2 separate regions of the Homo sapiens genome follow, and region 1 is linked to region 2. A link is an interaction called in ENCODE POLR2A ChIA-PET data of the cell type or tissue named here. Cell type or tissue: K562. All regions are shown on one strand. Each heading gives the region's core, and the rest is flanking DNA. Links, peaks and the distances in the headings are about the cores only.

Evidence for each region. ChIA-PET counts read pairs that join two places held together with the same protein. Peaks named below come from ENCODE experiments on the same cell type or tissue, not always from the same donor. Only the 100,000 strongest peaks of a DNase experiment are listed, where the experiment ranks them.
Region 1: POLR2A ChIA-PET joins it to region 2 with 5 read pairs; 4 of 35 experiments call an interaction of 5 or more read pairs at or near these places.

What each region holds. Positions count from the first base shown.
Region 1 is chr10:34,757,037-34,773,124 of GRCh38, reverse strand. The region is part of intron 1 of PARD3 (par-3 family cell polarity regulator); the gene reads left to right. Among named protein-coding and RNA genes, the nearest start is that of PARD3, 50 kb to the left of the region's middle. In K562, for the core only: no CTCF peak of the experiment used is centred there; a DNase peak (open chromatin) is centred at 8,304; H3K4me3 peaks cover 592 bases.
Region 2 is chr10:34,915,608-34,931,695 of GRCh38, reverse strand. It overlaps the pseudogene RNU6-847P. Among named protein-coding and RNA genes, the nearest start is that of LINC02635, 49 kb to the left of the region's middle. RefSeq lists a silencer at 8,769-8,969 and an enhancer at 12,946-13,613. In K562, for the core only: no CTCF peak of the experiment used is centred there; no DNase peak of the experiment used is centred there; H3K27me3 peaks cover 490 bases.

The DNA of each region.
Region 1 (16,088 bases), core at 7,321-9,820, 160 kb after region 2:
AGAATTAGATAAGGCTATGGTAGGATGAAAATGAGATGCTGGGATGACTTTGTTTTAAATCCAAGGAGATGTGTCAGCTGTTTTTGGTGTGCCGTGTGGTTCTACAAACTGCTCATTTGCTGTGTAAATGGATGTAGCTTTCCAAGATGCCTGGGTATGAATGAGAAGTAATTTTGGTAAAGTAACATGTTAAGGGCATATTTTAAAGTTCACATTCCATCTGCTGAGTGTTCTGTATTTGCAAAGGTATTTATTACAGGCTTTCTTGCTCCGTTGAGAATACAAGCTATAGAACCATGTAGAAATAGTTTTTTTTTTTTTTTTTTTTTTTTAGATGGAGTCTTGCTGTGTCACCCAGGCTGGAGTGCAGTGGTGCGATCTCGGCTCACTGCAACCTCTGCCTCCCGGGTTCAAGCAATTCTCCTGCCTCAGCCTCCCGAGTAGCTGGAGTTACAGGCGTCCACCACCACGCTTGGCTAATTTTTTTGTATTTTTAGTAGAGACAGGGTTTCTCTATGTTGGCCAGGCTGGTCTCGAACTCCTGAGCTCAAGTAATCCACCCGCCTCAGCCTCCCAAAGTGCTGGGATTACAGGCGTGAGCCACCATGCCCGGCGTGTATTCCTCATTTTAAAGCTTTAGATCATTTGTATTTACTTTGATTTAAAGATACTGTCTTACATTTGATATTGTCAGTTGGTATCAACATTTAAAAACAGGTTTACAATTGATAATGAGAAAATAACTTTTATTCGAGGAATGCAAGTCCTTTTATTTTTTATTTGTTTTTGAGATGGAGTCTTGCTCTGTCACCCAGGCTGAAGTAGCTGGGATTACAGGGGGCCTTGCTAATTTTTTGTATTTTTAGTAGAGACGGGCTTTCACTATGTTGGCCAGGCTGGTCTCGAACTCCTGAGCTCAAGTGATCCACCCGCCTCAGCCTCCCAAAGTCCGGGGATTACAGGTGTGAGCCACCACGCCCAGTGAGCTTGGGTTTTCTGCTATAGAACTGACCAGGGCATTCTGGATTTGTGAGTGAAAGCAGGAACCCCTGGAGGGGTGCATCTTGCATTCTGCTTGTTGGGCGAGATGAATGTAGGCCACTCTACCTTCCAGACTGCAGAACTTCCTTGGTATTTACCTTTGTGAAAGGGATCCACAAATGACTTTTTACCCCTGCCAGGGGTTGATGGAAGTTGTTTCCAGGTGTGACCCATCTTCATTGGCTTATCCTGGCGAGCTGTTAGGAAAAAGTGTCATTTTAACTTGCTGTATTCCTCTGAAGCTCCAGAATACAAGATCTGAGCTCACTCTGTTGAAAAACTCCTTTGTTTCTACCTGAAAGCACAGGATGTTCATTTCTATCAGATCAGTTCTTTTCTGTATACCAGCCTGAACATGTGTGTGTCTTTGTCTAAGCACCTCTTGCTTCATAAGATACACCACCAAATTGAAAAGAGTTAGTGACAACTGTTCCTTGGCTGGCATCAAAACCAGACACCAAAGAAAAGCCAGCAAGTAATTTTGTAAGACTAGGTCGGGCTGACCGACGTCATTTTTCTTTCTCAGTTTTGTGTAACTTTTCTGTTTTAAAAAATTGTTTTGCATTAACACGCTGACAGAAATATGCTGCTAATGACATAGTCATGATCTTGATGATGGTGATAATAACTGTAGCCAGCCTTCCTTCACTCTTTGCTCCCCATGTGCCAGGCACTATGCTACACGTGGGACCCCTTTAATCTCACAGTGATCCTGTGTGGGGGGCATAGTTGTTGCTGTTACCTCAGATGAAGAGGGGAGGCTGAGCAATGTTGAGTCAAACCACAGGGACAGGCAGAGCCACGTTCTGAGCTGCACCGTCTTTCTTCCTGATGTAACCATTGTGCCCAGCACATTTAGCATCACCATTTGCTTTCAAAAGCCAGAACATTTTAATCAGAGGAATGCAAACTTTTAAAAGACATTATGAATTTACTTTTTGTGCAGTTTCCTGATGAAAATCACAGGGCTTGCATGTTTTCAAGTGACCAATTTTAATACTAGGTTGGTATTCTTCCTTCCCTCCTTCCTCTTGTCTCTCCGTCTTTCCCTTTTATGTCTTCCATCACAGGGAGTTCTGCATCTCCGTTGCAGAACAACCCTGTAGACTTTTAGGGTTTTGAGTTCCCAGAGGAGCATCTCAAAGCCTTTCCAAATCCAATGATGTCAGACCTTAAAGATCACGGGGCCCAGGGCTGGCAAATCCATGGCCTCACTTTGCTGCCCACCTTTCCGGGTCTGTCATGGAAACTGAGAACAGGGCACATCCCTGTCTGGAGTCTTGGAATCTCTACATCATTGCAGGTGATACCCCTAGGAAACTGGAACTTAAGATACAATTTATCTGCCTTTCCTAATTTACTCTGAAAGCAAAAGTTCTAGATTAGATTCCTGTGGTCCGTGGTGGGAGAGTCATCTGTCCAAGGCCACATACCTTGTAAGTGGCAGGTGAGTCTTGACTGCAAGGCTAGCGTTTTCTGCTCTGCCGGGACACCTTGATTTTCTCAGAATGCAGGTCCAGCGCAAGAGTTTCCTGCTCAGAAATGCCCATGGCTCCCTTTCACTTACAGTTCTTCCTGACCCTCAGGGCCTCTAGGATGAAAAGTCTGGGAGCAAGTTACTTCATCACATCCAGATAACCCTTTTATGTGCAGGGTGTTTGGTTGGAGGTGCTGCCCTCAAGGCGTTTACAGGCTAGCCGAGGGCTCGAGGTGTCATCTCCGTTTAAGAATGCTTAGAATACCAGGCAAAAAGTGATAGTTTTAATCAGCAGTAAGAAGTGCTTTTGCAGTTCAAAGGTGTGAGATGATCATGGATTGGCCATAACCAGGAAAGACTTTTGGGAGGAGATGGCATTGACTAGATCTTCATAGAAGGACAGATGTGTGGGCATGGTGACTGAAACAGCATGAAGGGTGACTTGTGTCTAAGGAGCAGGAAACATTTGGCTGGGTGATGTGGTCTGCAGGCAGAAGATAAGGCTAGGAAATGACTGTCCCGGAGGGTCTTGGATGAAGGGCCATCCGCTAATACTGAGGAAGTCATTGGGAGCCAGTGAAAATTTTTGAGCAGGGAAATTGGGGCTGTATTTTAACCAGATGGAGCTGGTTTGATGGTAAGGGTGTACTAGAGAAGGGGAACCCCACATTCTGAATTAATGTCACTTAGGAAAGGACCCCTTGTAAGTATGAAATGGTTATAATTGTGTGTGTGTGTGTATGAATTTGAGAAAAGTGTATAACTGAAGAACACTAGGTATGGTTTTCTTGTTTTTTTTTTTGTTTTGTTTTTTTGTTCGTTTGTTTGTTTGTTTGTTTTTTTAAAGACATGGTCTCTCTCTCCCTCTGTTGCCCAGGCTGGTGTGCAGTGGCATGATCACGGTCACTGAAGCCTTGACCTCCTGGGCTCAAGTGATCCTCCCACTTCAGCCTCCTGAGTAGCTGTGACTACAGGAACGTGCCACTATGTGCCAGGCTAATTTTTGTATTTTTTATGGAGACAGGTTTTTGCCGTGTTGCCCAAGCTGGTGTCGGACTCCTGGACTCAAGTGATCCACCTGCCTCAGCCTCCCAAAGTGCCGGGAGGTATGGTTTTAGACAAAGAAAAAAAAAATTACAGTAATGATTTTCACCTGGAGAGGATAAATGGGAGGAGGTGGGCTGAATTCAGGGCTGACTGTGTTTTTTGGCAGTGTCGATTTGGTGTTCAGTTTTCAGAGGCATTCCGTTAAGCCATTTGGAGGCAGTATTTTAAGTGAGAATGTGGCTATAGGGGTGGGCAGATAAGCTTGTGACTGATTCGGTCAGGGTGTTGGTAGGCAGACCTAGCCCTGGTGGTCGCCGTACCGGTGGTGCTCAGTATCCGTGGAGGTCTGCCAGCATCCTAGAAGCCCTGGGGGTTGGCTGTGCCATCAGCCCTGTGCAGACAGCTGCAAAGCATGACTTGGGGCAGAAGGGGCCACCTTGTTTATGTGGAGGGTGAAGGTTTGCTGACAGTGACACCAGCTTGAGATTGAGAGACGGTGGGGTAATGGAATTCATTCAGTTTTGGCAGGAGGCAGAAGTCAAGGGAGTTTATTGATCCGAGCCTTGAGAGGGCGGGTAATGAGCAGTGTATCTTAGGTGGGCTGAGCGGTAAAGTTTGGGCACCGAGGGTGACGTGAACTGGAGTTCGGCGCTGGGAACTGGATATTCACCTCCCTTCAGAGCTCTGTCACCATGCCTGGGGTGGAGCCGCACCCTGAGTGCGCTCAGCAGGGAGTGGCATGTGTGCAGGGCTTCAGCCAGGGCTGGCAGCCAAGGACCAAGCCATTTGCCTGGCTCCACCATCCAGAGTGCAGAGAAGAAAAGTGGGCCAGAGCCAAGTAAGTTTTCCCTTCTCTTTTTCACTCTGCTGTGACACCCTCAGAGTGTTGAGTAATAGGGCTTGTGAAAGGAAAATAAATCTTGGGGGCCCCAAAATCACTAAGCAGGGAAAAGGCAAGCTGGGAACTGCTCAGGGCAAACCTGCCGCCCATTCTATTCAAAGTCACCCCTCTGCTCACAGAGATAAATGTGTATCTGATTGCCTCCTTTGGAGAAGCTAATCAGAAACTCAAAAGAATGCAACCATTTGTCTCTTATCTTTTATCTACCTGTGACCTGGAAGCCCCTTCCCAACTTCCAGTTGTCCCGCCTTTGCTTCGAGTTGTCCCGCCTTTGCTTCGAGTTGTCCCGCCTTTGCTTCGAGTTATCCCGCCTTTCCAGATGGAACCAATGTTCATCTTACATATATTGATTGATGTCTCATGTCTCCCTAAAATGTATAAAACCAAGTTGTGCTCTGACCACCTTGGGCACTTGTCATCAGGACCTCCCGAGGCTGTGTCACAGGTGTGCATCCTTAACTTTGACAAAATAAACTTCCTAAATTGACCGAGATCTGTCTCAGATTTTTGGAGTTCACAGGCTCATGTATGGAGAACTTGGACAGTAGAATATCCTTAGAGCACTGAAGTCTAGTTAAGTGAGGACTGACAACGTAAGGAGATGTTGAAAAATAGTTTCAAAGAAGAAAAAATTGCACATATGTTTTTGAAAACAAACTCATGCTTCTTATAGAAAGATTAGAATCTCATTGCTTAACATTTATATTTTCATCCCTTTAAAAATCTCTTTTTTTTTTGAGACAGAGTCTCACTGTTACCCAGGCTGGGGTGCAGTGTCACAATCTTGGCCCACTGCCACCACAGCCTCCCAAGTAGCTGGGATTACAAGGGTGCGCCACCATGTCCAGACAATATTTTTGTATTTTACCGTCTGTACTAAAAATACAAAAATATTAGCCCAGGGTGGTGGCGCGTGCCTGTAATCCCAGCTACTCAGGAGGCTGAGGCAGGAGAATCGCATGAACCCAGGAGGCGGAGGCTGCAGTGAGCCCAGATTATGCCACTGCTCTCCAGTCTGGGTGACAGAGCAAGACTCCATCTCAAAAAACAAACAAACAGACAAAGAAACAAACAGAAGAAAGGCTGTAATTGTATAGTCCCACCAGCATACCAAAGTCTTTTTGGAAGTAACCTCTCATTAGCTCAATTAATGAGGTTGAATTAAAAAGTCACGGAGTCCGTCAGGCTGCTGAGTGTTCTGGGCACTCTGTGAGGGCCAGTTAATAGGATGTGCACCTCCTGAGCTGTGTTCCTTTCTCCCCTACCCTGAGCACACGTTTCAGAGGAACATGGCGAGTTCTCAGGTAGCGACGCTTCCCAGCTGCTGTGCCATCAGGTGGCACTCCACCTGTCCCTCTCTATCTCGTGATCTTGTTTTATTTTCTTCAGCGTGTTTCTTACTAACTGAAATTATCTTACATGTTTGACTTTGTCTCATTGCCTAGACTCCCAGCTCTGTTAAAACAAGCACTTTGTTTTTCTAGTTCATGCTGAATCCCCAGCCTTGGGCCCATAGTGGGTGCTGAATATATGTTCATTGCTTGAACTCCAGAGGGTTTCTGTAGCCTCTGTCTCCAGTTTGCCCCAAGCCACTGTCTCAGGCCATCTTTATGAATGACACTGCAGGAGTCCTGGGCGCTGCAGCTCCTGTTTAGGGATGTGCTGCTTGTGGGACCTCTTCTCCCTGGGATGCCTCCTTTCTCGCTGAGTCTAGGTCTGAGGACATGCGGATTCTTTAGGACCTAACTCAGTTGCTGGTTTCTTCCACAAAACCTTTCCTAACATCCTAACAGGCTCTAGTGCTTGCCTGTTTGAGCCTCCGAAAGTCACTGTGGTTATCTTAAAGATGCCTTACACCACGTTCCTGCGTTGTAATTGTGTGCATAGTTGTCTGACGGTAGGTCCTTTTGAGTCAGGGAGTCCCTTGAATTTTTTCCTCAAAGGCCTTTGTTTCTATACCCCTGCTTTTTTTCCTCCTCTGAAAATTTTCTCAACATCTCTCATCTTAGATCTTCTGGGTCTTTTTTTTTTTTTTTTTTTTGTCAATTAAGTATTTTAAAAATATTAGAGCTGGTAGGAATCTTGGCTGATGTCTAGTCTCATTAGAATGTGTATCTGTACTGTGATTTTTCCATTAACTTTTGCCTCAGGAGTTTCGAATCAGCTTTGGGGCTAGTAGCAAATGTAGATAATTGTTTCCTGATTAGGAGTCAGATTTGACACTTCCTTATTGAAATGTTTTGCTGTCTGGGATATGAAGCAGATGGTAGCTTCTGGCAGAGCAGATGTCTGTGTTGAATCAGAGTATTTTAAATCTGCTCTTGTACCTTGAAGTGTTTCCCTTGGCAAATACCCACTTCTGACCTGCTAGTGTCAGCTTTGGGTGATCCCCCCACGTCCCCCATACAGGATTACACAGATCCTTACTAAGAAGTCTGATAAAATACAAGTAATAAAACATAATTTAGTATTGGTTAATCCATGATGCTTTATTCTGATGCAAGTACAACGTGTTGATTGACTTGGTAACCAGTGAATCATTAATAAATGCACTGTTAACTTGGACTGTTGATTCATAACACTAAAAGGAGTAATTTCAATAAAAGATAGTTTGATTCTTCAGATTCCCTATTGGGGTGGTTCAGAGCACAGACTGTAGGTAGGCTGTCTGGATTTGAAATTCAGCTCTGTGTAATCTTTAGGCAAATTACCTAACATTGCAGTACCTCAGTTTCCTCATCTGTGGAATGGGGTGTGTGTGTAATAATAGTACTTACTTTTAGGATTGAATGAGGATCACATGAGTTAATAAATGAAAATTGTTGAGAATGTTCCGTGGCTCACAATCCCTGCAGAGATGTTAGCCACTTTAATACTACCATTAAGGTCTCTTCTTCCTTCTCCTCTGAGAAATAAGCGCTTAACGATATCACTGCTCCTGTTTTTAGTACAAAGGCTGGATGAAGCCCAAATCTTTTTTTTTTTTTGAGTCTTACTCTGTTGCCCAGGCTGGAGTGCAGTGGTGTGATCTCAGCTTACTGCAATTTCTGCCTCCTAGGTTCAAGTGATTCTCCTGTGTCAGCCTCCCGAGTAGCTGGGATGACAGGTATGCACCACTATGCCTGGCTAATTTTTGTATTTTTAGTAGAGACGGGGTTTCACCATGTGGGCCAGGGTGGTCTCAAATTCCTGACCTCAGGTGATCTACCCGCCTCAGCCTCCCAAAGTGCTGGGATTACAGGTGTGAGCCACTGCACCTGGCCGAAGAAGCCCAAATCTTAAGAAGAAATGCTCTACTCAAAACCATGCCTGGTTTATGTAATGTGGCTTTCTTTCTCCTGAGCTGGGGGTTGCACTAGCTGTTACCTGGGACACAAATAGTATGGATGGAATGCTATAAATCGGAAGTATGGGTTTTTGGACATCTTGCTTAGATTTGAGCTTTCACCCTTAAACTTTGTATTTTTCTTTGGACGGAAGTATTGGATAAAGGTACCAGAAAATCAGTGCGTTGAATTTGAACTGTATCTTTTTGGGGGAAGGGGCAGGTGTGTCTTTCTCTCAATACTATGTTTACTTTTGGCTCTCGTATACCAAAAGGAAGGGAGGATGCTAAAGTCTAATAGTTGGCAAATAGCTGTCTTTCCTGCTGTGGGTGGCACTGAGAAGGATGAGACCTAATCCTAACTTCGTAAACTTTTCATCTTATAGGAAGGTGAAGTACATAGATTATGGACAGTGCAGGCTGTTTATGAAGATAAATGTTTTCATCTTAACAGTACTTTGAGCACTGTGTGCTGGGCTAATGAGAAACACAAGACAGCCAGGTGCTTATCTATAAGAGCTGTCTCAGAAAAGGTGGTTCAGAGCCAACTTGTGAGGGAAACCCTGCTCCCACTCCTGGGCTCAGTTTTGCCTTCATTTTCTTTCCAGTCAACAGTTCCCACCATTTACCTCTTAGCACACTACCCTTAACACACACCAAGCTATTTTTTTTTTTAGTAATGTTTCATTATGGAAATTTTCAAAGTAAACAGAGAGTAGAATAATGAGCACTCAGGCACCCACCACTCAGCTCCAGCAGCTGCCGGCACAGACACATGGCCGGTCTTGTTTATCTGTAACTCCCTTCCCCACTTCCTCCAGTACCTGCTGGATTAGTTCAAAGCAAATCCCCCAAAATATATCATTTTTCCTATAGATTCTTCTACATGTATCACTCAAAGATGAGGAAGGACTCTTAAGGAATTCTATTTTAAACTGTATTTTCCAACCACCATTTTTTATTCAAGGAGATTGCATTCATTGGCTAAAGTACGTAGGCGGGCCATAACATGTCAGGTGAGTGTATAATTAGGAGATCTTATATTTAATGAGCACCCTGCATTTAGAATGCCTTCCTTCAGAAGTTTCAAAGAAATCCTAGGTTGCCCATTTTCCTTAAGGTCTTGCAGACAAACTCTTGTTGATTAAGAAATTTCTATTGGGTTTCTTGAGAATCATAAAGCTGCAATAATATATGACCAGTGCCTGGGTCATCTTCCCAACTAGCATGCAGGACGGTGATGCACCTTAGTCCTTGAGGAAGCCAGGTATGAGCAGTCCCACGGTGTTGTACAAATTCCGTTTTCTTTTTATGCCATTGAGTATAAAAGCTTGGGAACCAGTGCCTATTTATTGGTAAACTAAGTGAAAATCCAGTGACTTCACTGACATATTTGGATCTTATTAGTATATGGCTGGGAGGAGATTAAGTCATTTGAATTTATTTCAATTCTGAAAAGAAAGTGCTGCCTAAAAATTATTATAGTATTTGGGAATATTTCTACCCAGTATACATGGTGGCAGAAAATCACATAATCTGTGTTGTGGCAAAAGCATTGAATAGGAAGCCAGGAGATGTGGGTTCCAGTACCCACATGCCGTCTCTCCTGAGTACCCAGGTGGCCGTGGGCTAGACACAGCTGCAGGTGTCTAGTTTGTAGGTGATGGGTTAGAAATGGGCTGTAAATGAGATGAAGATTGCTTTGGCCTTGGTGGGGTGGAGTGGTGACATTTATCCTTACCTTAAAGCTGATAAGTTCATGGTGATGGTTCTCAGCCCCATATGACTCAACATCTCTATTTTTTCTTTTAATTTTGAAATAATTACAGATTTGCAGGAAGTTGCAATGATACAGGGAATGACCCTGTGTCTTTCTCCCACCTTCCCCCAGAGGACACAGGTTGGCAAGCTGATGCAGGTGGGTGGCATTGCCACTTAATATCACAGACAACCTTGCTGCAGCCCTCAGCTCTTCAAAAATAGTGACCTTTCCTTAGAAAGTTACTATTTCAGGAATGCATTGCCCATGCACTGTCAACACTGGGCAAAAATACTTTGTGTTTATGAGCTCAAGGCTCAGAAAATTATAGACAAATTTCTGACCCGAGTGTCTGGTGGGACCTTTAGATATTGAAGACAATTTCTTCCTTTTGTGGGACTGTCCCACACATTGCAGAATGTTTAGAGGTCCTTGACCTCCGCCACTAAATACCAGCAGTGACCTCCAGTCATTGTGACAACAAAATTTCCAAAATGTCCTCTGGGCAGTGGTTCTGCCCCTTTAAGAACTACTAAGATGGTGAACAAATACGCCTTCTGATAGAATCTGTCCCTCAGTGCCCCCACTGGCATGAAAATTCTCAGTGTATGGAGTGTTGATTTGAATCATGTGATAATGTTGATGGTCTGATGTACAATGTTTCTTATTCTTAAAACATACCAGGTGTGTATTATATTTGCAAAGTAAATGTAGTGCTTCTAGTGGTAGCTGGTAGGTTTGCTGGTAGCTGAATGTGGGAACCCTAGAAGTCATGTCTATGGCTCATCTTCACTGTGAGTGCAGAGTCCTGCCAGCCCAGCACAAATGGCTAGTGTTTCTTCATCAGCAACAGTCATTTTCCCCGACTCCCAGTCTCCAATACATCAAGACTATTTTGTGGAACGTAAGAGTTTTTGTCAAGTATTTAACATCATATAGATAGAGCCTTTTAAAAAGTAAACTTTTGGCTGGGTGCAGTGGTTCACACCTTTAATCCTAGCACTTTGGGAGGCTGAGGCTGGAGGATTGCTTGAGTCCGGGAGTTCAAGACCAGCCTGGGCAACCTAGTGGGACCCCATCTCTACAAAAAAAAAAAAAAAAAAAAGTCAGGCATGGTGGCATGTGTCTGTGTTCCCAGCTGAAGGCTGGGATGGGAGGAAGGCTGAGGTGGGAGGATCACCTGAGCCTGGGAGGTTGAGTCTGCAGTGAGTTGTGATCGTGTTACTGTACTCCAGCCTGGGCGACAGAGTGAGACCCCATCTCTCTCTCTCTCTCTCTCTCTCTGTCTCTCTGTCTCTTTGTCTCTCTCTCTCTCCCTCTCCCTCCCTGCCTCTCTCTTTCTCACACACAAAAAAGTAAACTGTTTAGTAAAGTGGGTTGATAAATGTTTTAGGGTTTTGTTTTAGAACCTGAACCTATTGTAGGAGTGACCTGGGTGACTTTCAGGTTTGGAAACAGCATTAGAGTTTCTATTTATGTGATTTTCTTTTTTAAAGACCAACTTATTTCAATGTCAATAAAAGTATGGGTGTAAACTAGGGCTTCAAAATAGCTTCGTGAAATAAAATTGAATGCTCTTTTGTGGCTGTGTTCAAATCACGTATACCTGTATTTATATTTTATATATATGTATTTGTATTTATATCTATGTTATGTTTATATGTGTGTAAGCACTTTTTCTAATCCCATCCTTGACACATCATCCTCCCTGGTTCGTTTATCATGATATACATAATTTTTTTGGTGGCTGTACTTTGTTCCTTTAGGACTCATCGTTTTCTTAAGTAGAACACCATAGCCCTTTCTTTGTAGAAGTATAGTGCACTGCAGAACATAAAATACTACAAAAAGATAATGGAAGGCAGGCATTTGTCTTTGCTTAACATTGATTCTCCAGGGTAATCTGCTCATTTTAATCATCAAGGGAGGAATGCTGAATCATTTTATGTGAGTTAGTAGAAGAAATAGGCCATTATTTGCCACTGGAAATCTCCCAGGAATTTTATAACTTGGCTATATTTCTAAAATGTTTCACTAATTACTTTTTAGGACTGAAAAATAATCAATCTGATTTGTTTTGTTTTAAACTAGCCTAGATACCAGAATATGTGTATAATTTTTTTTATGTTTGAAAGATAATCCAAATGGGGATTCCTTTTATTTTTTGACAGAGTCTCGCTGTGTTACCCAGGCTGGAGTGCAGTGGTGTGATTGTGGTTCACTGCAACCTCAGCCTCCTGGGTTCAAGTGATTCTCCTGCCTCAGCCTCCCGAGTAGCTGGGACTATGGGTACACGCAACCACACCTGGCTAATTTTTGTATTTTTAGTAGAGATGGAAGTTCACCATGTTGGCCAGGCTGGTCTCAAACTCCTGACTTCAAGTGATTTGCCTGCCTCAGCCTCCCAGAGTGCTGAGATAATAGGCATGAGCCACTGTGCCTGACCCCTTTTGTTTTTTTAAGGCTAGGTACTTGAATATATTTGTGTTTCACCCCACTTTTTTTTTGTTTTTGGTTGAATTTTATGTCCAAATAATGTTATATGTTCTGTGACAGGATCATATATAAAGAAATATATTAATTATCCAATTTAATTTAATTTATTTATTGCAGTATAACACATTATCCCAAAACTTAGTGGTTTAAAAAACAGACATTTACTGACTCATAGTTTCTGTGGGCCAGGACTTGAGGTGTGTGTTAGTTGGATCTCCACGGCTGTCTGTCTCAGGTTGCAGTCATCTGAAGGCTGGAGCAGGGCTGGGCATTCTGCTTCCAAGCTTATTCAGGTGGTTGTTGACAGGAGGTGTCAACTCCTCACCACATGCAGCTCCTAATCTGAGAGAGAGCCAGTGAGTGCCTAAAACAGAAGGCACATGCTCTTTATAAACTAATTTGGAAGCAACATCCTGTCACTTCTGCTATTATATTAGAAGTAGAATGGGGCTGGGCACAGTGCACATGCCTGTAATCCCAGCGCTTTGGGAGGCTGAGGCGGGCAGATCACTTGAGGTCAGGAGTTCTAGAAAGCCTGGCCAACAAGGTGAAACGATCTTCTCTATTAAAGATACAAAAATTAGCCGGGCATGGTGGCAGGTGCCTGTAATCCCAGGTACTTGGGAAGCTGAGGCACAAGAATCACTTGAACCCAGGAGGTGGAGGTTACAGTGAGCAGAGATCCTACCACTGCACTCCAGCCTGGGTGGCACAGTGAGACCCTGTCTCAAAACAAACAAAAAAAGTAGTAGATTGGGACCAGGCATAATGGCTCATGTCTGTAATCGCAGCACTTTTGGAGGCCAAGGTGGGAGGATCACTTGAGTCCAGGAGCTGGAGACCGGCCTGGGCAACATAATAAATACTGTTTCTACACCGCTGCGCTGTCCCCCACACCCCGCCTGCCAAAAAAAGGTAGATTGGGGAGGGGTTTACACAGAGACATAAAAACCAGAAGATAGGGAGATCATTTTAGAGGCTGCCTCCCACATTGAGATTACTTACATAATATAGTTGGCTAAGATTGGAATTATACTAAACTTGTTGAAACCTATATACCTAGTGGCATTGTGAAAGATTTTGACAGGTAAAGTCATGTGCAAATACGAATAAAGGAATTCCACTCCCCAAAACGAAGTATTTTTAGATTCATAAGTGTTCTCAGCTAATAAAGTAGACAAAAATCAGAAAGCGCAGCAGTATGTGCAGAGCTTTTCACATGATATTAAAAATTAAGCCATAAGGCAGTTTGTCTCTTATTCCACATGTGGAATAAAGTGACTTGTGAAATGCCATGGTGGGTGCCTTTATTCAAGAATCCTCTTCAGTAGTATTTTTACCGCAGCACACACGTTATGCTGGCTGAAATCCTTGTGCGTAGCATGTTGCCTGCTGAAAATAATTCTGCCTTGGCCTTAGGCGATGTGCTGTTGAATTGGCTGCCTCAAATTGTCCCTCTCACTTCCTGTTTTATATGAATACTTTTTCTTTGCTCTCTTTTACTTGCTTAAAATCGGAATGTTTGATTGCTATGTGCATCATCCTTCAGTGAAATGTTTGAGGTGGAAAGTTCTAGAAGTTTCTTTTTCCCTTTTGTTGATGCGTGGAATAGATACCAGTCACTTTTAGAAATACTTGGGTGGTTCTAGCTAAAATGTGATATTCTACTTTAGCAAGGCCACTTGTGAAACAGTTCTCAAGAGCACAGTGTATCTAGTAAGTGCTTACTCATTGATTAAATATTATGTACATTGTTTTTCTTCTAATGTGATAGGACCATTTAGGACCTAAGTTTAAAGATTTACACGTGTGAATAAAATCCGTTGCATACCCTGTTCTGAGCCAGTTTTCTATGCCGTAGTATATTTCTTTGGTTCCTATTAGAAAAAAAAAAGTGCTTCATATCCAATTCTCATTGAGTTGTATCTATTCTCAGTATTGAGTTTTTTTTTCTTTTTTTCTTTTTAAAAAAGTTTCAGTATTGAATTTTGATTACTGGAAGCCATTTAATTTTGTCTTCATTTATTTTAGTTTTCATTTATCTTCAGTGCCTATGATTCTGTAGCTTTTTCCTTCCGCCTCTTTCTATTCTTTTTGTGCAGCAAAAATCATCCTCCATGTCATAGTCTTTGTTTGCATAACCTGTTCTGTCTGACACAACCATCTATCATGACCTAATTTAGCCGTTTCAGTCACACCTAGTATAATTTATACCATGGGGGAATTTCCTGTGCTGTTAAACCTTCCTTGTCATCCGTCACCAACTTAAGGAGCTTCCAGGTGTGCCCTTTCACAGGGTGGGCTTGGACTTTTCTAGTTCTTGCATTTTAGGTAGGAGCTGTTCTCAGGAATTTTTTTCTTCTGTGAATGAGTAAAGTGAAATTAATCCAAACTCAGTGCTTCCAGGATTAAAACACATTTCCATATTACACTGTCTGTAAGTTGAAGGGCCTTAGTGCTTGAGTGCCCCAACTAGAAAATGACTCATCATGAGGTGTCCTTCTGTAGACAGTGTGACGTGATAAGAGGAAGAAGGAAATTGTGGGCAACACAGTGACTTCCCAGTGACAATTCACTTGCCTCTCCTAATATCCTTCATTCCAAAGCTGCTCTTCTGCAGATGGTTATGAGGCATAGTGTGGTGGAGTGGAAAGACTTTGGAATAATGCTCTGCCACTTTCTAGCTGTGTTATTTGGAAAAATTGCTTACCTCTCCCTGAACCTGGGTTTCCTTATCTGTAAAATGGGGAGCATACTACCTTTCTTGAAGGGATTTGTTAAAAAGAATGTGTAAAATAACATATAGCAGTGGCATGTGGAAATTGTTGGATACTCCAAAAAAGTTGATGTGATTTTAAAACTTTTTCTTTACTCAGCTAATGTTTATCCTAGCTTTTCTCATGTTAGTACTAAGCCCTGATTGCATGAGGTTTTCTTAAAGTGGCCCATGTAGATAATTATAGCATTTTCTAGCATTTCATAGTTTAGGCCAATATTGGATTACAGAATGAATACTTTGAGTGCTTGCAAAGGGGTCAGGAACAGATGCATTTTTAGGAGTATCAAAGTCTGCCAATAAGGAAGCTGGTTTAGGAAATTAAATTATATGCCCAAACATTTTATGTCTACAGATGCAGGTTTATCTAGAAGAGAGGAGAATTTTCTAATAGTATACTGAAGCATCATCAGCAGAACCCTTCCAGTGCAAGGACAAAATGGGGCATCGTTTACTCTGAATTTTATGACCAGCGGCAGAAAAATGTGTCACTGATGAGGTTAACTGGGGACCAGAATCCTGGGCATGGTCCTAGTTGGCATGAGTAGAATTTGCAATGGTTTTCAGGATGTATTTTCTTCTTTTTTCTTTTCTTTTCTTTTTTTTTTTCTTGGAGACAGGTTTCGCCCAGTGGCACGATCTTGGCTCATTGCAACCTCTGCCTCCCTTGTTCAAGCGATTCTCCCACCTCAGCCTCCCGAGTAGCTGGGTTTATAGGCGTGAGCCACCGTGCCTGGCTAATTTTTTTGTATTTTTAGTAGAGATGTGGTTTTGCCATGTTGGTTGGCCAGGTTGCTCTCGAACTCCTGGCCTCAAGTGATCTGCCTGCCTTGGCCTCCCAAAATGTTGGGATTACAGGCATGAGCCACCGCACCCGGCCAGGACATGTTTTCTTAAAGACAATTTAAGAGTCAGGAAGTGGAAAAGGAAAGACAGGTAGATGAAGGACAGGCTGTAGCATGTCACACCTCACAGTTATTTGCAACTTTCTGTTAACCAGATACTGTGTTAGATGAGAATAAGAACTTAAATTTTTTATTTTTAGTGCTGACTAGTAATTAACTATAATTTTCAGTCATGATCACTGTGTTTGAACCTCCTGTGCAGATATTGTGGAAATATGTATTTTAGATGTGAGGAAGTTCTAATATAAATGAAGGCTCTAAGTAAAGAAAAAGATGCAAAATGCTGTCATAGACTTCGAAAACAGATTTGGATAAAAAACATTGCACCTACCAGAGGAATCAAGGAGAAATTTTTCCTCAC
Region 2 (16,088 bases), core at 7,240-9,739:
TACAGACTTATTCCAAACATTTGAGACAAACAGTGTTCGTTATGCAAATATCAAGGCTTTTTAAGATCTTTTGGTTCTAACTCTCTGAAGGCTGTGTCCTTGGGAGATCACAAAACAAAACTCTGGCACAACCCAGCCGGTTATCTTCCAATCATGCCCTTTGGGTTGGCAGATCCCATCACGTAGACTCTCCATCCTGCACGTATGTAAGTGGCTGGAGACCAGGCTTGTGAGGCACAACACAAAAGTTGTGCAATTACCCGGGAGGTAATTACTGACTGTGTCTTGCTTGCTGCCTTGCAATAAAAATCAGGGAGAAGGACGCCACAGCTCCACCATGTTCAGGTTGCCAGAAGGCACTCAGGGATGTTAGGCTTTAGGACAGGAGAGCCAGCAGAGATGGGAATCCAGGCTGCAGTTCAGCTGTTTGTGCCTGATGTCATTCTGCCACAGCAACAAGAAAACTGAAAACATAAGAACGAGGCCAGGTGCGGTGGCTCACGCCTGTAATCCCAGCACTTTAGGAGGTAGAGGCGGGTGGATCACCTGAGATCAGAAGTTCAAGACCAGCCTGGCCAAATGGTGAAACCTTGTCTCTACTAAAAATACAAAAAATTAGCTGGGCGTGGTGGCGGGCACCTGTAATCTGAGTTACTTGGTAGGCTGAGGCAGGAGAATTGCTTAAACCTGGGAGGTGGAGGTTGCAGTGAGCTGAGGTCATGCCACTGCACTTCAGCATGTGCGAGAGAGTCCAGGAGTTGGAGACCAGCCTGGACAACACAGACTTCATCTCTATTTTAAAAAAAAAGAAAAAAAAGGTTTTTAATTTTTTTTTTTTTTTTTTGAGACGGAGTCTCGCTCTGTCGCCCAGGCTGGAGTACAGTGGCCCAATCTTGGCTCACTGCAACCTCCGCCTCCCCGGTTCAAGCGATTCTCCTGCCTCAGCCTCCTCAGTAGCTGGAATTACAGGCATGCACCACCACGCCCAGCTAATATTTTGCATTTTTAGTGGAGACGGGTTTCTCCATGTTGGCCAGGCTGGTCTCAAACTCCCGACCTCAGCTGATCGGCCCACCTCGGCCTCCCAAAGTGCTGGGACTACAGGTGTGAGCCACTGTGCCTGGCCCATGTCACAGAATACTACTCAGGCATAAAAAATAATGAAATCATGTCTTTTATAGCAAGATGGATGGAACTAGAGGCCATTATTCAGTGAAATGTTCAGTGAAATGACTCAGAAACACGAAGTCAAATATTGCATGTTCTCATTAGTGAGAGCTGGACCATGGGTACCCATGAATAGAATAATAGACATTGGAGACTCAAAAGGTGGGAAAGTAAGAAGAGCTGAGGGTTGATCTACTACTCATGGGTACAATGTTCACTATTCAGGTGATGGGTTCACTAGAAGCCCAGACTTTACCACAGTGCAATATATGCATGTTAAGAAATCTGCACTTGTGACGCCTAAATATCTAACAAAAAATTATTTTCAGAAATAGTACTTTTTGCGGGGCGCGATGGCTCACACCTGTAATCCCAGCACGTTGGGAGGCCGAGGCGGGTGGATCACCTGAGGTCAGGAGTTCAAGACCAGCCCAGCCAATATGGCGAAACCATATCTCTACCAAGAATACAAAAATTAGCTGGGTGTGGTGGCGTGCGCCTGTAATTCCAGCTACCTAGGAGGCTGAGGCAGGAGAATTGCTTGAACCCGGGAGGTGGAGGTTGCAGTGAGCTGAGATCATGCCACTGCACTCCAGCCTGGGTGACAGAGCAAGACTCTGTTTCAAAAAAAAAAAAAAGAGAGATACAGTTGGGCTCAATGCGGTGGCTCACATCTACAATTCCAGCACTTTGGGAGGCCGAGGTAGAAGGATAGATTGAGCCCAGGAGTTTGAGACCAACCTGGGCAACATAGGGAGACCCCACCAAAAGTAAAAGTAAAAAAAGCCGGGCATGGTGGTGCACGCCTATGGTCCCAGCTAATCAGGAGGCTGAGGCAGGAGGATTGCTTGAGCCCAGGAGGTTGAGGCTGCTGTGAGCTGTAATTGCACCTCTGCAGTCCAGCCTGGGCTACAGCACGAGATACTGTCTCTAAAAAAATAAAATAAATAAAAAAAGTACAGTTGGCCCTTGAGCAACGTGAGGGCTGAGCTGGCAACCCCCGTAGTGCTGACTCCCCAAAACCTTAACTACTGATAGCCTGCTGTTGATCAGAAGCCTTACCTGTAACATGAACTGTCAATTACCCATGTTTAGTATAAGTATTCTATACTATATTTATACAATAAAGTAAGCTAGAGAAAAGAAAAGCTTATTGAGAAAATCATAAAGAAGATAAAATGTATTTACTATTCCTGAAGTGAAAGTGGATCATCGTAAAGGTCTTTATCCTCATCATCCTCATGTTGAGTAGGCTGAGGGGGAGGAGGAAGAAGAGGAGGGGTTGGTCTTGCTGTCCCAGCAGTGGCAGAGGCAGAAGTTGTGGAGGGAGTGGGAGTCGAGGCAAGAGAGGCAGGCACACTTAGTGCAGCTTTTATTGAAAAAAAATCTGCATGTAAGTGGACCCCTGCAATCCAAACCCGTGTTGTTCAAAGATCAACTGTATTTCTCTAGGGTTTCTTAGTGACACCGGAGAAGGTTCTTTAAAATGCCAGTATGGGCCAGGCATGGTGGCTCACGCCTGTAATCCCAGCACTTTGGGAGGCCGAAGTGGGCAGATCACCTGAGGTCAGGAGTTCAAGACCAGCCTGGCCAACAGGGTGAAACCTCGTTTCTACTAAAAATACAAAAATCAACCGGGCGTGGTGGTGGGTGCCTGTAATCTCAGCTACTTGGAAGGCTGAAGCAGGAGAATCGCTTGAGCCCGGGAGGTAGAGGTTGCAGTGAGCTGAGATCACGCCACTGCACTCCAGCCTGGGTGACAAGCGTGATACTCCATCTCAAAAAAAAGTAATAATAAACAAATAAATAAAAATAATAATAGAAAAATACAAATGCCAGTATGTGAGTATGTGGCCAAAGGAGGGCCATATTTTTACGCAATTTGTGTTAGTCTAGATTCAGTGATGGCATTTGCTGGCTATCACCTTCAGAAGCAGGGAAGGGACCAGGAACACCTACTTCCTGACAGAACGGGAGAGGCTTAGGTGCATAGACTCCCATATGAAGTGCTGAAATGGAGACACACACAGCTTGTTTTGGGGGAGAAGAGCTTATGGTGGTGGGGTGCTCTCTGAGGATAATTTTTTCACTATTTTGCCTAGGGCCTCTAAAATCTAAAACACAGAATTGGAAAATTCCTAGAAAGGCCGTTGTTGCTGTGATGTCATTCACTGTTCGGAAGATTTTTTGGTTATAGCTCTGGTTGAGTAGGATCCAGCTGCTTATCTGTTTACTGTCAAAAGTGTCATCTCAGCTGGGCACAGTGGCTCATGCCTGTAATCTCAGCACTTTGGGGGGCCAAGGCAGGTGGATCATGAGGTCAGGAGTTCGAGACCAGCCTGGCCAACAGGGCAAAACCCTGTTTCTACTAAAAATACAAAAAATTAGCCAGGTGTAGTGGTGGGCACCTGTAATCCCAGCTACTTGGGAGGCTGAGGCAAGAGAATCTCTTGAACCTGTGAGGCAGTGGTTGCAATGAGTCAAAATCACGCCATTGCACTCCAGCCTGGGTGACAGAGTGAGACTCCATCTCAAAATGAATAAATAAATAAAGTGTCATCTCCAGCCTAACATTCTTCAGCTTGAGGGCAATAAATTCTGAGTACTGAAGGCAGATACAGAGGGGCGGCTTATGTACAACTACCTTGGTTCAAGTTCAAGGGCATTTTCTTCTAACAAAACCCATCATCTGTTTTCCAGCAACTGTAATAGGATGTTGATTTTTTCATTTCATCTCCTATAAAGAAATCTGGAAATTCAGCATCTTTATTTCCTTTAGAATTTTTCTGTATTAGTTACATGGTGTCCACTATATTTTCAAAAAATCTGGCCAGGCACGGTGGCTCATGCCTGTAATGCCAGCATTTTGGGAGGCCAAGGCAGGTGTATCACCTGATCTCAGGAGTTCAAGACCAGACTGGTCAACATGGTGAAACCTCGTCTCCACTAAAAATAAAAAAATTAGCCAGGCGCGGTAGCTCACACCTGTAATCCCAGCTACTCAGGAGGCTGAGGTAGGAGAATCACTTGAACCCGGGAGGTGGAGGTGGCAGTAAGCTGAGATTGCACCACTGCATTCCAATCTAGGCAACAGAGTGAGACTCCATCTCAAAAAAAAAAAAAAAAAAGAAATTTTTAATTTTGATGTAGTCCAACTTATCGATATTTTTTTTGTTGTCTGTGCTTTTGGTGCCATATCCAAGAGATCATTGCCAAATCCATTGTCATGAAGTGCTTTCCCTATGTTTTCTTTTAAGAGTTGTATAGGCCAGGTACAGTGGTTCACAGTTGTAATCCCAGCACTCTGGGAGGCTGAGGCGAGAGGATGGCCTGATCCCAGGAATTTAAGACCAGCCTGGGCAACACAGTGAGACCCCATCTCTAAAAAAAAAAAAAAGGTAAGAAAGAAAAAGAAAAAAAAGAGTTTTATCATTTTAGGTCTTACATTTAGGTCTTGGATTCATTTAGAGTTAAATTTTGCATATAGCGTAAGGGTCCAGTTTCATTCATTTGCGTGCAGATATCCAGTTTTCCTGAAATCATTTGTTGAAAATACTTCTTTCTCCACTGACTAGTCTTGGGACCCTAATTTAAAAACTATTGGACTATACGTATGAGGGTTTATTTCTGGACCCTGTATTCTTTTAATTTTTTAAAATAATTTTTGATTTTTGCTTGTCATCCTTGCACAGAGGCCATGTTAATCTTCTCTGTATCTTTCCAATTTTAGTATGTGTGCTGCCAAAATGAGCACTTCTGGGCTCTCTATTCCCTTCCATTAGTCTATATGTCTGTCTGTATGCCAATACTACACAGTTTGTTTTTGTTTTTTGAAACAACATTTCACTCTGTTGCCCAGGCTGGAATACAGTGACACAATCTTGGCTCACCGCAGCCTCAACCTCCTGGGCTCACATGATCCTTCCTCAGCCTCCTGAGTAGCTGAGACTACAGGTGTGCACCACCATGCCTGGCTAATTTTTGTATCTTTTGTAGATAGGGTTTTGCCATGTTGCCCAGGCTGGACTATACTGTTTTGATCACTGTGGGTTTGTAATAAATTTTTTAGAGTTAGGAAGTGTGAGACTTCCAACTTCGTTCTTTTTTTTTTTTTTTTTTTTTTTTTTTTTTTTTTTTACCAGGTCTCACTCTGTCACTCAGGCTGGAGTGCAGTGGTGCAATCTCGGCTCACTGCAACCTCCGCCTTTCAGGTTCAAGTGATTCTCTTGCCTCAGCCTCCCAAGTAGCTGGGATTACAGGCACCCACCATCACACCTGGCTACTTTTTTTATTTTTATTTTTATTTTATTTTTTTCATTTTTGGTAGAGACGAGATTTATTTATTTATTTATTTATTTATTTCTCTCTCTCTTTTTTTTTTTTGATGGAGTCTTGCTCTGTCATCCAGGCTGGAGTGCGGTGGCACAATCTCGGCTCACTGCAACCTCCGCCTCCTGGGTTCAAGCAATTCTCCTGCCTCAGCCTCCCGAGTAGCTGGGATTACAGGCATGCACCACCACACCCTGCTAATCTTTGTATTTTTAGTAGAGACGGGCTTTCACCATGTTGGGCAGGCTGGTCTCATACTTGTGACCTCAGGTGATCCACCCACCTTGGCCTCCCAAAGTGCTGCAATTACAGGCATGAGCCACTGCAATTACAGGCGTGAGCTACTGCGCCTGGCCTCAACGTTGTTCTTTTTCAAGATTGCTTTAGCTATTCAGGAACCCTGGTGTCTGAATTTTAGAATAGGTTTTTCTATTTCTGCAAAAAATGCCCTTGAGATTTGATAGGAATTGTATTAAATCTATAGACTGCTTTGGCCAATATCAACGTCTTAGCAATATTAAGTCTTTTAACCCACAAACACAGTATATCTTTCCATTTATTTGTGTCTTCTTTAATTTCTTTTGGCAATGTTTTGTAGTTTTCTTTTCTTTTCGTTTTTGAGACTGGGTTTTGCTCTGTTGCCCAGGCAGCTGGAGTGCAGTGGTGTAATCATGGCTCACTGTAGCCTCGACTTCATAGGCTCAAGTGATCCTCCCACCTCAGCCTCCTGAGTAGCTGGGACTACAGGCGCAAACCACCATGTCTGGCTACTTTTTTTAATTTTTATTTTTGTAGAGACAGAGTCTTGCCAAATTGCCCAGCTGGTTTCAAACTTCTGGGCTCAAGCAATCCACCTGCCTCAGCGTCCCAAAGTGCTGGGATTACAGGCATTAGCCACTGTAACTGGCAGTAGTTTTCAGTGTGTCATTTTTTACCTCCTTGGCTAAGTTATTCCTCAATATATATATTTTTTGATGTTACTGTTAATGGAATTATTTTCTTAATTTCCTTTTGGATTATTCATTGTTAGTATATAAAAGTGCAACTGATTTTTGCATGTTGAGATTGTATCCTGCAGCTTTGTTGGATCTGTTTATTAGTTCTAACAGATGTTTTTGGTGGAATATTTGTGGTTTTCTACCTAAAAGATCATGTTGTCTGGGAACATAAATCATTTTATTTCTTCCTTTGCAATTTGATGCATTTTTTTTTTGTCTTGCCTAATTGATCTGGCTAGGACTTTCAGTGCTATGTTAAATAAAAGTGGTGAAAGTGGGCATCCTTGCCTTGTTTCTGATCTTGGGGAAAAAGTTCTCAGTCTTTTAGCATTGAACATGATGTTAGTTGTGTGTGCTTCTCATATATGGCCTTTATTATGTTGAGGCAGTTTTCTTTTCTTTTCTTTTTTTTTTTTTTGACAGGGTCTCGCTATGTCGCCCAGGCTGGACTCAAACTCCTGCACTCAAGTGATTCACCTGCCTCAGCTTCCCAAAGTGTTGGGATTACAGGTGTGAGCCACCACGTCCGGTCATAGTTTTCTTCTAGTGTCATACATCTTTAATGTCATATATCACATTGTTTGATTTTCATATGTTGAACTATCCTTGCATTCCAGGAATAAATCTTACTTAGTCATCATGTATAATATTTTAGTTGTTCTATTGAACTCTATTTGCTAGTATTTTCTTGAGAATCTCTATGTCAATATTCACCAAGAATATTGGTCTGTAGTTTTCTTTTCTTGTAGTGTCTGTCTGACTTCCATATCAAGATAGCGCTGGCTTCATATAATGAATTTGGAAGTATTCTTTCCTCTTCAATTTTTTTGAAATTAATTGAAATGCATATAAATCTACTTTTAATAAAGTCTGTGGTTAGCATTCAGTTTGCAAGATTCCTGAAAACTTAACAATGGGCTCTCCTGAGCTTGGATGAACTAGCTCCAGCACCATCCTGAAAGTGATCATGCTTGAGGAGTCCTAAAGTGTTCATTTTTGTTGTTAACAAGATTCTGGACAGAGAGAAGGAAAGAGACTACTTTTTTAATTTTTTTTTTTTTAATTAAGACAGGGTTTCACCATGTTGACCAGGCTGGTCTTGATCTCCCGACCTCATGTGATCCACTCGCCTTGGCCTCCCAAAGTGTTGGGATTACAGGTGTGAGCCACTGCACCCAGCCAGAAAAGGGACTACTTTTTAATTGAGAAAGGGAACTATTTCTTACTTGATGAGAAGAAATGCTTTTCCTAATGAGTTCATATGCCTAACAAAAGGACATACATAGATATTTTTATTGAAACTGTACTTACATTATAATGGTTAAAAGGTGAACGCAACTCAACTCTTCATCTGAAATAAAAGAGATAAGTAAATTGTGGTCTATTTATACAACGGAATACTAACCCACCCATAAAGTGAATGAACTTTAGCTGCATGAAACAGCATGGATAAACTTCATATGCATAATGTTGAGTGAAAAGAGTAAGATGCACACACAAAAATACACATCACTTGATTCCATTTATACAAAGTACAAGAATAGGTAAAACCAATTCATATTGTTAGAATCAAGATAGTGGTTACCTCTGGGGAGCTCTTGATTGGGAGAGGGCAATGAGTGAAGCTTCCAGATAACTGGAAATGTTCTATATCTTGACATGAGAGGTGGTTACATGAGTGTGTACATATGTAAAATCTCATTGAGCTGTATACTTAAGATACGTGCATGTTACTGAAAGTTTATTATATTTCAATAAAAAGCTAACAAAATGCCTTTCTTTATTTTTTAATTGTACTTTTAAATTTCAAGAGCTAAAGGCTTTTAAATAAATTTTTATATTAAAATAAAAATGCCTTCATATTTCTACTTTCTTTCAGTTAGACTGCACTACAGGCTTGTTTTAAGAGGCTAAAAAACAGAGGAGCTAAAAGAAAATTCCTTCCAGCCCCCTGACCCTTTCACTACTCTTTTTTCTAGCATTCACAATTTAATGTCTTCCTTCCACTCATTCTTGATACTCACGAATGCTGGGACAAAAATGGTTCTGTCTCATTCAGCCTTCAGAAAAAGAGCTGAAACCCAGCTCCTTCTCACCATCTCCACTGGTAAGACCAGGGTCCAAGCACAGTCCTCTCTTGTTGGGGTTAGTGCAGTCACTTCCTGTTATGAACTGAATTATGTCCTCCCAAAATTCATATGCAGAAGCCCTAATCCCTGGCATGACTATATTTGGAGATAGTGCCTTTAAAGAAGTGAAAGGAGATGATAATGGTGGAGCCGTGATCCAATACGACTGTTGTTCTTAGAAGAGGAAGAGACACAGGGGTGCACAGACAGAGGACAGGCCATGTGAGGACACAGCACAAAGGTGGCTGTGCACAAGCCAAGGAGAGAGGCCCTTGGTGAAACCAAACCAGCTGACACCTTGATCTGAGACTTCTAGTCTCAGAACTGTAAGAACACAAATGTCTGTTGCTGAAGCTGCCCAGGCCGCAGTATCTTGTTATGGCAGCCCTTGCAGACTAGTACAGCTCCTGACGGGTCTCTCTGTCCTGCCCTTGCCCACGGTAGTCTATGGTAACACAGAAGCTGGGGAGCCCATTAAGATGTAATCGGGCATGTCTGTCTTCTGTGTAAAACTGTTGGCTTCTCCTCCACCCAGCAGTAGCCCACAACCTGACGCTGGTCACAGTCTTGTATCACTCGGCCTCTACTCCCTCTCTGAACTTGTCTCCTATAGTCTCACCTCCTCGCCTGTGGCCTCTTTGCTCTTTCTTGGACATTCCAAGCATAGTCCTGCCTTAGGGCCCTTGGCATTGTCCTCCCACCCCAAACAGGCTTCCTCCAGAGAGCAGCATGACTCGCTATCCACTCCTCCTCCTTCAGGGTGATCCTCAGTGTCCTGTTGTCAGTTAGGCTTGCCTGCCTGCCTGCCTGCCTGCCTGCCTGCCTTCCTTCCTTCCTTCCTTCCTTCCTTCCTTCCTTCCTTCCTTCCCTCCTTCCTTTCTTTCTTTCTTTTTTTTTTTTTGACGGAGTTTCATTCTTCTTGCCCAGGCTGGAGTGCAATGGCGTGATCTCAGCTCACTGCAACCTCCACCTCCCAGGTTCAAGTGATTCTCCTGCCTCAGCCTCCCGAGTAGCTGGGATTACAGGCATGTGCCACCATGCCCAGATAATTTTGTATTTTCAGTAGAGACGGGGTTTCTCCATGTTGGTCAGGCTGGTCTCAAACTGCTGACCTCGTGATCCATCCGCCTCGGCCTCCCAAAGTGCTGGGATTACAGGCTTGAGCCATTGCTCCTGATCTCTTTTTTTTTTTTTCGAGATGGAGTCTTGCTCTGTCACCCAGGCTGGAGTGCAGTGGCATAATCTTGGCTCACTGCAACCTCTGCCTCCCAGGTTCAAGCAATTCTCATGCCTCAGCCCCTTGAGTAGCTGGGATTATAGGCACCTGTCACCACTCCCAGCTGATTTTTGTATTTTTGGTAGAGATGGGGTTTCACCATATTGGCCAGGCTGGTCTTGAACTCCTGGCCTCAAGTAATCCACCTGCCTCAGCCTCCCAAAGTGCTGGGATTACAGGCGCAAGCCACCAAACCCAGCCTTTCAGTCAGGCATTCTGACCAAGCAACACAGAATAACAAACTCTACCCTCACCCTGACATTCTTTTTCTTTCAGGAGTTAGGTAAAGTTATTTATGCTACATCTATTCCATGGAAAACTAGGCAATGATCCCACAATTCTAAATGACTGTGCAGATGTTAAGTGGCATGGGAGAGAAAGTAAACGTAAACAGAAGATATAGAACAAAATGGAGGGTGTCAGTTTGGATGTTTGTCCCTCCCTCAAACCTCATGTGGAAATTTGATCCCAGTGTTGTGGGTGGGTCTAATGGAAGTGTTTGGGTCATGTGAGTGGGACCCTCATGGATAGATTAATCCCTTCCCTGGGGTGGGGGGTTTGAGTGAGTTCTCACTCTTAATTCCCTCAAGAGTTGGCTGTTAAGAAGAGCCTGGTGCCTCCCCTCTCTTTCCCTTGCGCTCTCTCTTGCCATGTGATCTCCGCACACACTGGCTCCTCCTCACCTTCCCCAATGTGTGGAAGCTTCCTGAGGCCTCCCTAGAAGCAGATGCTGGAACCATGCTTCTTGTACAACCTGCAGAACTGCCAGCCAAATAAATCTCTCTTCTTTATAAATTACCCAGTCTGATTTTCCTTTGTAGCAAGACAAACAGACTGAGATATACTGTATGCTCACCCTTTTGTGGGAAAAATATAAACACATGCAAACACATGTAAACACATGCAAACACATGTATGTCTCTAACCAATATTTGATGGAAGCTATTTTTGGTGATGGTATTATGGACGATTTTTTTCTTTTTCTTTCACTTTTTATTTATTTTTCTTTTTCTTTCCCTTTTCACTTTTTGTTTTCAATTCTTTTTCTTTCTTTTCCTTTTCATTTTCTATAGATAATGACTGCAGTCTTTATAATGAATATGTATATGTATATATATATTTCTTTTTTTCTTTTTTTTTTTGAGACAGAGTTTTCCTCTTGTTGCCCAGGCTGGAGTGCAGTGGCATGACCTTGGCTCACTGCAACCTCCACCTCCTGGGTTCAAGCGATTCTCCAACCTCAGCCTCCCGAGTAGCTGGGACTACAGGTGCCCGCCACCACACCCGACTAATTTTTATATTTTTAGTAGAGACGAAGTTTCACCATGTTGGCCAGGCTGGTCTTGAACTCCTGACCTCAGGTGATCCGTCCACCTCGGCCTCCCAAAGTGCTGGGATTACAGGTGTGAGCCACCGCGCCTGGCCAGAGTTTATATAATTTTTATAAGAAGAAAAAAAAAATGTCAAATGAGGGTGACTATTTCATTGTTCTCAGGATTGGATGCTATGTCAGGACAGGCAGATTCTGATCTTCTGTGCCTCTAAATCTTAGACACTAAATGGGTCTAAAAATGAGCTGAAATCACTGTGGGAAGGTCAGGGTTTCTTTGCCTTGGAGATCTTTTAGAGTTGGCTTGCTCATTTTAAAATGTTTTCAATTTCAGCTCTCTTATCATTGCAATCCAGTTGAACCCTCCTAAGGTAACAAAAACATCCTCTTGATCAATTTGAGACTCCAACATTCTTTATTTAACCAAAATTTACTTCTTTTCATGATTCTTCTTCTGATGTTCTACATATTTGCTTCTTTGTTTTCTTTCTTTCTTTCTTTATGTATTTATTTGAGACAGAGTCTCGCTCTGTCACTCAGGCTGGAGTGCAGTGGTGTGATCTCGGCTCACTGCAACCTCCATGTCCTGGGTTCCAGGGAGTCTTCTGCCTCAGCCTCCCAAGTAGCTGAGATTACAGGTATGTTTCACCATGCCAGGCTAAATTTTTGTAGTTTTAGTAGAGATGGTGTTTCACCATGATGGCCAGACTGGTCTTGAACTCTTGACCTCAGGTGATCCACCCCCCCTCAGCCTCCCCAAGTGCTGGGATTACAGGTGTGAACCACCATGTCTGGCCCCAGCCTGCTTCTTTATTGTTTATTGTTTGAATTTGTTTATTGAGTGAATAAATAAATGAATGAAATTTCTTCATGTTCTTCCTACCTGTAGGCATCCTCCTGAGGTCTGATTTTATTCCAAAGGACTTCTGATGCAAGCCTAAGGAGCCTGTTTTTGCAAATAATTAGGAACAAAGTCCTGGCTGCTTCTCAGATGCTCAGGCTCATGATCTTCAGTGGGGATTTATGAGTCTTCAAGGCTCTCGGGACCTGGGACGTAGCAAAAGATAACAGGTCATGAAAACTGGGTCCTTGTTACTCTGATCCTTATGCTTAAGTCAGACAAGCACAAGCCAATTGGCTGCTGTGCTCCCATCTCTCAATAGGGGATAAATATATTCCAATTGCATATCATTAACAAAAAGTTGGTGCTGTGAACTGGGGTGCCAGCTGCCACCGGCCGTCATTAAAATGGAGTGTTATGGTGTTACAATTCCGGTAAATGCAAAACCGTCTTGCGGCTAGTGGGAACACATGAAGAATGAATCTCATTAAACACAAGTACTTACTCAGATGGTTCCATCAAACTCCCTGAAATGCCACTTACTGCGCGCCTGGGAGATGCGGGTGGAAGCGCACACCCTTTGATGTGTGTCACAGAGTGGCAGCTGCCCCAAGCAAAACAAAGCTCCTGCTCCGTCATAGCTTCAGTGCGGATGGAAATTGAGGGAGGATGACACAGCTGTATTTCTGAGCAGTGGGCATTTAGCGACATCCAAGGGGACAAATAAGCCTCTTAAATTCATTAGTATCTTGATAAAACTGATTATGCAGTGAGCGGTGAATGGCTCTGACTTCTCAGGAAAATGAAATGAGAAGAAAGGGCAAGGAGGGAGTGGTTCTTTCCCGGAGCAGCTGTGAAGTCCTCTCAGGAGGTGGTGAACCCTGGAGAGCAACTGATGCTACACAAAGGACAGCAGCTGAAAAGGAGCCTCCGGGGGTCACTGTCTCAGAGAGCCCCTAACCTGGCCAGCCCGGAAGGGCAGAGGAGAGGGCTCCCTGAGCTAAGCTGCCAGGTAACAGCTGCAGCCGCAGCCCCAGTGCACCCTACAGGGTGGTTTTCCAGGGCTGAAGCTGGAAGTGCGGATGGCGGCCCCGATTCAGCTGTTTGGGTAATGCAGAGCATTTGACATCGCATCTGGTGTCAGTGATTTGGTTGCTATTGTAGATATTTCATGTCACGTTGGATATTAAGGATGAAGGCGGTCGCCCACGGAGGCAGGGAGTGTGGAGAAAGAACCCGCTTCTGTGCAAGTCATGGGGTCGCGAGGTTAATACGCTTCTGCGGCTCCAGTAAGAACTCTGCTCATTGAGGCACGGCTGGGGTCCGGGAATATAGGAAGCTCTCCTCCTCTGGTCGCCACTGTATGATGTGGATGCTTCATTTCACCACCTCCTTCTGGGGGTGACACCCTCACCCCAACTACCTTTCCCGGGAGGCTGCCAAGTGCCAGGGCAGCTCTTCCCCAGAGGTGGGTGTGGGTCATGTTTTTAATGTCAGTTGCCAGTAATGGACTATTAGCTCCGTGAAAAGAGAACATCTCTGATGCTTAACTCAAGTCATAGACATGAGATCGTCTCCAAAGAGGATGCAATTCCCTGAGAGTCAATAAACACGAGGTACAGTTATTAGACGAGGTTACTAGACTAACAGGGACAAGGAGGGCTGTTTGAGGCCAAGTGTGGTAATCTCAGTGCTTTGGGGGCCAAGGCAGGAGGATCACTTGAGGCCAGGAGTTCAAGACCAGCTTGGGCAACATAGCAAGATCCTATCTCTACAAATTTTTTTTTTTTTTAATGAGCTGGGTTTGGCGGCGTGCACCTGTAGTCCCTCCCAGCTACTTGGGAGGCTGAAAAGGGAGGATCTTTTGAGTCCAGTTCAAGGCTGCAGTGAACTATGGTGGTGCCACTGCACTCCAGCCTGGGCAACAGAGTAAGACCCTGTCTCTAAAAGCAAAAAACCACAAAAACAAAAAACAAACAAACAAAAAAGCTTAATATAAATGACGTGTGAATATTGTCTTGTTAGGGAATAACGACAAGGAAAGAAAAGCCTATACATGTTTAGTACAGATGCAATTTTTTTCCCCAATATTTTTCAAACTCCTGAGCTCAAGTGACCCTCCTGCCTTAGCAGTGGCGCAGTCTCAGCTCACTGCAACCTCCTCCTCCCAGGTTCAAGTGATTGTCCTGCCTTAGCTTCTCGAGTAGCTGGGACTACAGGCATGCGCCACCATGCCTGGCTAATTTTTGTATTTTTAGTAGAGATGGGGGTTTACCATGTTGACCAAGCTGGTCTTGAAATCCTGACCTCAGGTGATCCGCCTACTTTGGCCTTCCAAAGTGTTAGGATTACAGGTGTGAGCCACCGCACCCAGTCCTTTCCCTAATATTTTTGATTGGTCGTTGGCTGAATCCATGGATGTGAATCCACTGATGCAGAGGGCATGACTTCCTGCACCTTGCGTCTGTCTGGTATTTATGAGTTACGAGGATAAGAACTGGATTTTTAAAGAGTATCTTTGAGGGGCAAAGAAGACTTTGGACTAACACTCCCTTTAGGTCCCTGTAGAATCTAACTTCAGCATTTAGAAGAAAAAGAAGGCCAGGTGCGGTGGCTCACGGTTGTCGTCTCAGCACTTGGGGAGGCTGAGGTAGGAGGATTGTTTGAGGTCCAGAGTTCAAGACAAGCCTGGCCAACATAACAAGACCCCATCTCTCTAAAAATAAATAAATAAATAAATAAATAAAAATAAAAAAAAAAGAAAATGAAATTCCTGACATTAACTCCAAGCTCTGCATACAAACATAACACTTTGCCAAAGCGATTTTCATGTTAACAAGGGAGAATTCCATATTAACTATGATACTGAATCATGGAGCTGATGGGGAGAAAGACTATATACAAGCAGCCACAGATCCTCTCAGTAATCTAGGCCCAGGTTTCTCAGGTCGAGGCTCTTGGTGGATTCAGTCATTGACATATTTGTGAGCAAATGGTGTGTGGGCTTATGTCAGGCAACCACATGTGAATGAGTCAGAAGCACTTTAAAAAAAATCCAAGCTGTTCGTGAAATCAAGAAATTAAACACAGGCAGAAACATCAACACTGTGCCACTCCGAGGCAATCTTCACACAGCTCTAATGTGGAATGAGTAAACTCAGATGCTGTCCTGAAATCATCAATCTGTCCTTGTTTTCTTTCTTACATTGCAGTATTGAAACTCAGAACATGTAACTCTGCTCAACAAGTTGATTTTGACTAACAGTTTCAGGGCCTGAATGGAATTGAACCAAGCTGCAAAGAAATCACATTTACATTTAAATTAAAGATGCTACTTGTTGTGTGGATATGATGATTTCCAGGTAGTATCTCTCTCTGCCATCAAATGCAACTTCTGGCCAGGTATGGTGACTCACTCCTGTAATCCCAACATTTTGGGAAGCCAAGGCATGAGAATTGCTTTAGGCCAGGAGTTCAAGACCAGCCTAGGTAACATGGTGAGACCCTGTCTCTACAAAAAATTAAAAACTAGCCAGGCATGGTGGCTAGTGCCTGTAGGCCCAGCTTGAAGGAAGCTGAGGTGGGAGGATCACTTGAGCCCAGGAGGTCGAGGGTGCAGTGAGCCAAGATCACACCATTGCACTCCAGCCTGGGTGACAAAGTGAGACCCTGTCTCTAAAAAAAAAAAAAAAAAAAGCAATTTCTGACCTACCTTTATAGGCTGAAGTTGTTACGTTCTGCCCTTAAGAATCTGAACTCTGAACACATATTACATAATAAGCCTGCTGAGTAAAAGCTCTTTCACTGTGTGTAGGAATCCTGGCATTCAGTTGGAGTAGGGGATAACTCACTTCATATCTTCTGAATTTCTTTAAAAGGTACTTCTTCCACATCTTCTCTCCTTGTGAGGTGATCAAATGTTAATATAGAAATAAATTCACCATCTAAGACCTATCTTTGCTTTTTGCATGGAGCACCCCCAAAATTCTGAGGGCTTCCTTTCTGGTTTTACAGTTGC